Regions from separate parts of the Homo sapiens genome. Here region 2 is linked to region 1. A link is a contact called in ENCODE Hi-C or POLR2A ChIA-PET data. All regions are on one chromosome and are shown on one strand. The core of a region is the stretch at or near the end of the contact, and the rest is flanking DNA. Distances in the headings are between cores, read along the strand shown.

Region 1 (3,207 bases), core at 285-2,784:
GGAAAACATGGTCTGCCTCTTCCAAACTCTTCACTTTTTATCAGGAGAAAGGCTCATTAGCACGAGCTTCCTTTAATGGCTAGCACAAAATAGGTGTTTAATAAATGACCTTGTTGATGAAGAGGATTAATGAACCAAATCCGCATTGTTTTGCTTAATTAGGTATATTTATTTAGGCATGTATTATTAGCAAAACATTTTGGAGATCTGAGGAAATGATCTGGACAATTTTAAGACAGAAATCCTGATATTTAGCTAGCAGTTATTTTAGGTGTAAATAATCAATGATGTTAAGTAGATTCAATTAAATAATTGTTCAAATGTATTTTGCTTCCTTAGACAAAGGGTAGACATAAACTATACCACGTGGCATAGTCTTTTTTGTTCAAAAAGGTAGTCAGTCTGTCTTTGAAAGATCAACTTGACCTAAAATTGTAATTCAGTGTATCTTCATATAAAATTATTAAATTTTTATCTGCAGAATTATTTTCAACAGCATTGATTGCAATAGTTTTGCGATTATGCTTTCCTTTAGATCATAAGCCAATGACTTCTTCCGTCTTACTTTATGCATAATAGAATTGTTATAAGAGAATTAAACCTGAGAGTACTTCCATTATTGGAAGAATTTCTCCTGTCAGCTTTTTGTCAACTGCTTATAAAACTGTAGAAGAAAAATTATTCTTCAATATACGGTTTTCATTATGCATTAGATGCCTTTAATATTCCTAAGTGCCATAATTTCACATATGCCGTGTGTCACCTGGTGTATGTAAACATGAAATTACTTGGAGATTATTGCATAGTTATATCAAAATGCTGAGCAGAAAAAAAAATGACATCCAATATTCACCCAGGGTTTAGACAATACATTTTTGTTTGATGTGAAAGCATTCATAATTTCATCACAGAAGAGCATTTTTCAATGGTGCTCCCAGATTGCCTGTAAAAGATAATTCCTCCCTTGTGGACAGGCTTCTATCTCATGCCCTCCGCGTGCCGCTGGTTTATCTGTGCAGAGAGGGACACCCAAAGGGGGACAGTGAGCCCACTGTGTCTTTTAGAACCCAAAGCGAGTTACTGCAAACCTCAGGCAATTGAAGTGAATATTGGCTAGCTCAAAAGGCTGTGAAGATGACCACCGTATCTATCTGAGTAATTTTTTTCTTCTGTCTCAGTCTTGAAATCAGGCATGGTTATTTTTATTTTCGGTGTATGCAGGCTTAACCTATGTGCTTATATTCACAATGAACTCTTGAATCGGATCCTCTGTGTTTTGCTGGGGAGTATTCATTCCCCACTTGACCTGCTTTGTTGCTCAAAACTTTGTAGCTCATCTTTGCCTTCCCGTCTGTTTATTCTTGGTGTGGGGTTGTCAAGGAGAAATGTTGGAAGGGAGAGAAGGGAGCAGGCATCATAGATGGTATTACAGGCGGCTGGTCTCTCCTCTCTCAGCCAACTATGAGAACTATTTGGGATTGAAGGAGATAAGCTACAGCAAGTCGTTACTTGTCCTGAATGCACGACCTTCTTTCTTTGAGCAAGAGGACAAACCTGGGTAGGGATCTCTATGATGTTTTCTGCGTTGCCCGTGGACGTTCATCTTTCTGATTTGTTAGCTGAAGATGAGGATCTGGAGCAGGAGCTCGGAGTGCCATTGTTCCATGGGCAGATGTGCAGCAGAGATTGTGAGTGGGGTCTGTTGGGGCGGTCAGGGGGCCCTCCTGAGCTGGCCTCTCTCGCCTGCGACTTCACAATGCTTGTTCTGAGTTCAGCGTTTTCACTGGAGAGAGCTACAGCTGGGAAGTGCTGTTTTTTTCTAGGTGCTCTCAGCTGCTATTACCTCTTCTATCTCTTCCTCTGGAAAAATATTAGGGGCCTTTTTGTCTTAACAGAAGAAGAAGTAGATTCATTCATTCTTTTTTTTCTTTTTCTTTTTCTTTTTTTTCAGACAGTCTCGCTCTGTTGCCCAGGCTGAAGTGCAGTGGCACGATCTTGGCTCACTGCAACCTCCACCTCCCTCCCGGGTTCAAGCGATTCTCCTGCTTCAGAATCCTGAGTAGCTGGGATTACAGGCTGTGCCATCATGTCTGGCTAATTTTTGTATTCTTAGTAGAGACGGGCTTCACCATGTTGGCCAGGCTGGTCTCCAACTCCTGACCTCAGGTGGCCCACCAGCCTCGGTCTCCCAAAGTGCTGGGATTACAGGCGTGAGCCACCGCACCCGGCCAATATTCATTCATTCTTTCTCACCTCTTCCTCCGCTCTTTAAGGTTGAGCTTGCCTGGCCCAAGGCACAGAGTTCTGGGAAGGATGGAAGAGAGGGGAAGGGAGAGCACCAACATCACGGACCGCCTTTCACATCAGCGGCAGCAGCAGTAAAACCCCCAGAAAACCTGGGGTAGGCGTGGGGGTCTGTTTAGATCAGCCCTGGAGGCAGCCTCCCATGTCCCTCCTGGACATTTGTTCACCTTCACAGAACCCACTTCTTTCCCATCGTCTGTTCGGATATCTGTTTCCTGCACCGGGCAGGTAGCACAGCACACTCAGGGGTTTCTCTGACTCACCTTGGCAGCCCCAGCCCTCAGCACACTGCCTACCACTTAGTATTTAGAGAACCTATGCCCTTTGAAAAAAGTAGGTAAATAGTAAAATATTATTTTTACCATTGGAACAAACACAATTATATGCTTGATGAAATTCAAACAGTACAAATGCAAGAAAAAAAAGGCTTGTTAGGTACAAATATTGGAAGAAAAGAGCTTGGGGCCAGAAGTGACCCCAGACAGATGGGCTGGGAAAGAAGGGCTTTACAGGGACCTCAGTGGCACACAGGGCCTAGACCCAGAGATGGGGCCTTCTTGACAGGACACCTCTGTCCAAGGGCATGGGTTGCGCTCATGTCTCTGTAACATATTTCAAAAAGGATGCAAAGAAACCCAACTTTTCCGGAGAAAGTGGCAAAAATAATGAAGAGTGGTTGACCAGAAGGCTTAGGGCCCTGGGACTGTGTTGCTAGAGAGTAAGAACCACCTGTCCTTGAGCAAACCAAACTGGCTTTGATCTTCTGCCCTTCTCTGTAGAGGACTGAGCAGGAGGAAATAAGAATTACATGAAGAGCTTCCTAGGGAGCTTCCGGAAGAAAATCTTAGTCCCCTGCCCTGGACACTTTCGCCAGTCAAGGGCAGAAGGTGGCTAAACAATAGG
Region 2 (3,207 bases), core at 353-2,852, 49 kb after region 1:
AAGAACCAAGGAAACGTATTCGTAAATGCTCTTTGCCACAACTTCATCTCCCTTTTCTCCCCGTCACCTCAAAAAACCCCCACACAGCCAACGATAGACACAATGCTCCTAGAAAAGGAAAAAGAAAAGGAGGAGGAGAAGACAATACCAAAACGTGCATTTTACTGTGTTGATGCTATTCAGGATGCAAATAGAAACAGCCAAAGTCCCAGCGCCTCAGCTGAGGGAAGACAGAAGCTGAACCAGGCGTGCGCTGTGGCTGTCCCCGTGCAGGCGGAGGTGTGTGATCTCGAGAGGAATGTTTATTATTACTTCTCTTCCCCCTAGAGAGGTAGCTTCATTTCCTTAATGCAGAGTAGAGCTGGTGGGGAAGTGTGAGGTATTCAGCCCCTCCCTGGGCACCAGGCTCCTGTCCTGACCTGCATCCATTGTCAGGGATGTCCTCAATGCACACAGGAATCATCTCCTCCCAGACACAGCTGGTGGGAACCTAAGGCCATCTGGAATTCTGCAGAATGTTTCCATGATAATGGTTGGAACTTCTAGTGCATCCTTTTGTGCCACATTTTATTTTTGTGGCCTTGAAGCCACAAAGCCTTCACAGATGGCACTTTGCCTGGTTGCATCTGGTCTCCATTTTTTAAAAAGTAGCCTTCAATTTAATCATTGCAGTTTTTATTTTCACGCAACGCTAGATTTATGCTTTCCTTAATAATGTTCTACTGCACAGTTAAACTACTCCTGAGAGGACATCTTTGGCATCTGTAGCTAAGCAAATATTTTCTCTGGAGACAGAATTTTTAAAAATGAAATCACACAATGGCCTTTTTTGTAGTATTTTCATTATTTTGGTCATTAAACTAAACATTAGCTTCTAAATGTTTAAAAATAATTGTAGTTACTTAAAATTATTCCCAGGAGGGGATTTTCTCAGTTCTCTCCTTCTACCTCACAAAAAGGATCTGCGAACACCCCTGATGCCGTACAAGGATCACGAACCAGGAACCAAGAAGAGACAAACAGCCTGTCTTCTTCCTTGCAGCTTCTCCACCCACCCCTGACTAGTGAGTTTCCATCCTGCACGCCTGTGCATACGTGTGCTAGTGGCCTGTCACTGAGAATTCTTCAGAACCAAAGATGACTTCAACCCCCAGGGCCATCAAGCATCAGCTATTATTTTGCTTCTGCTGGGGCACACAAATCAAGTTAGTTTCTACTCTTCAAGTGCACTTTCTTGCTTTGGAAGAGTTTTCTGATTTCAGCTCCTGCTGCAGGCTTAAATGGAACCTTACTGTGACCACGGCAGGAGGGACTTCTGCCTTCTCACAGCTTTCTGATTGAGCTAAAATTTTGAGGACATTTCTAAGAATTGCCACAGCTTAATTCAACACTCTAATTTTTGTTTATGATGCAAATAAGAATGGCCATGGCTCTTCCTTATACATTTGAATCGATGATTACAAATAGCATGTGTTGAACACGTTTCATGAAAGATTAACAGTTATTTCACTTCACCCCTGCAGCAGCACCAAGGAGTAGAGAGTGTTACTGTCTCTGCTAGGAACAGAAATGCAAAGTTTAAGGGGCTTGGCAAGAAGGCCACATACCTAAGACACCCATTCAGATTCACCCAAGGCTCATTTCCCTTCCAGGGCAGAGCTCCGGCACCTGTGCTGTGGGGAACCCACCACACTACAGAGCTTTAAAACCCTCACTTTGTGGGTGTCACATCCTGCAGAGAAGCCTAGTCACTCTACAGGAGATGTCACAGGGGATCAGATAAATCTCAGGGGAAAGGGCTAGAGCTACTCTTTCGCCAGGATTTGCACCTCTGAGGCTACTGGTGAATCTTTCTTTAAGTCGGTAAAATTTGTTTTTTAATCCAAAAATTCTCTGCGGATCCTAGTTGGTTTTCATGTTGGATAAATTTTGGCAAGACTCCAAAGGAGACCCCAGAGGCCGAGCGGGGGTATGCTGTGGTGGGAAGAGAGTGCCCTTGGTGGATTAGCATTGCCCCTTTCAGACCCTTACCTGGTGTTAGTTTTCTATGGCTTTGAACTCTCATTATTCTCACCTCTCAAATGGGTATAATGATATCTACCTCATGAGATTACTGACATAGAAGAAAGAACATATGCAGAGTGGCCAGCAATTCCCAGCACAGAGTAGGTGCGTAGGGCGGGCTCCCAGGAAGCAGGTTCTGGGAAGCAGATATCCTGGTGGGTACCCTCAAGAGTAACTTACCTAAGGGAGGGAGGGGCCCGATGGGCAGGGCGGATGCCTAGCTGTGGTGCAGCTGCAAGTGAGACCTGTGCTGGTCATTCGGGTGCTCTGGAGCTGGGAGCCCGTACACATTTGAGGCAAGGTGCCTAGGCCTTGAGACCTCGCTGGGAACAGCCATGAGATTTGGTGCACCCCAGGGAGGGGCATATACCTTGGAAAAGATGACTCCTTGGGGTGAGAGCAATTCCTGGGGAGAGATTCAGCTGGCGGCCTCCAGCAGCTCACCTTCCTGGAAGATAGAAGTGTCTCCAGCCAGAGAGCCATCTGGCAGTATAGACATCACTGCTTCCTGTAAGTACTACGCAGACAGTAAGTAATATTCTTATTATTGTTCATTATTCAATAATAATTTATTCCATCAGAAACCTGGCCGGCAGGCATTCTCATAGCCAGAGTCAACCTCAACTCACCATGGCACAGGAAAAATAATCATCGCACTGCAGAACAAGAAATGACCTAAGCCAGCATTGTCATCTTTGAAACTTAAGAGAATTTGTAAAACGGTGAAATTCAGAATGAACTTAGAAGGCATTTTCAGCTGCACATCTGCTAGTCTGGTGTGTGGCATCACTAAGTCTATTGGTTTAAATGGGTGCGTAGTTCCGGAGTATCACAACTACAACATCGGATTTGGAAGCAATTTTGGAAATATTTGATGATGCATATTTGAAAGAGTTAATATTTGTACGAAAATGTCACAAATTTAGTATTTTTATGACATTTTGTAAAACAGTGAGACTTCAGACATATTTTTAAAAATCTGTTTTGGATTAATATCTGATCAATACTGAGAAGATAAAAATGAACGAGATAATTAAGTAAAATACAGTATAATAAAGATTTTGGAGAAGTGTTAAATTCTGCAAGTGTGTGTTATTAATTATATTATTTTTATCATATGTATATATGTACCTAAGACCTTGT

What was found. A loop is a pair of places that touch in the nucleus more often than their neighbours do. ChIA-PET counts read pairs that join two places held with the same protein, here RNA polymerase II (POLR2A).
Region 2: POLR2A ChIA-PET joins it to region 1 with 16 read pairs in activated CD4-positive, alpha-beta T cell. The contact joins the enhancer-like site here to the promoter of LINC02660 in region 1. A Hi-C loop is called at or near these places in 1 of 168 maps with a recorded cell type or tissue (Calu3). POLR2A ChIA-PET finds 5 or more read pairs at or near these places in 4 of 52 experiments (RWPE1, activated CD4-positive, alpha-beta T cell, activated T-cell and 1 more).

Annotation. Positions count from the first base shown.
Region 1 is chr10:3,910,489-3,913,695 of GRCh38, forward strand. LINC02660 (long intergenic non-protein coding RNA 2660) reads left to right here and starts at 1,535. Exons shown (of 3, transcript NR_183984.1): 1 at 1,535-1,558.
Region 2 is chr10:3,959,614-3,962,820 of GRCh38, forward strand. No RefSeq gene overlaps it. Among named protein-coding and RNA genes, the nearest start is that of MIR6078, 30 kb to the right of the region's middle. RefSeq lists an enhancer at 1-285. Within about 2 kb of position 1,603, at least 3 of the 41 ENCODE cell types and tissues checked have a DNase peak (open chromatin) inside an H3K27ac peak, as active enhancers do.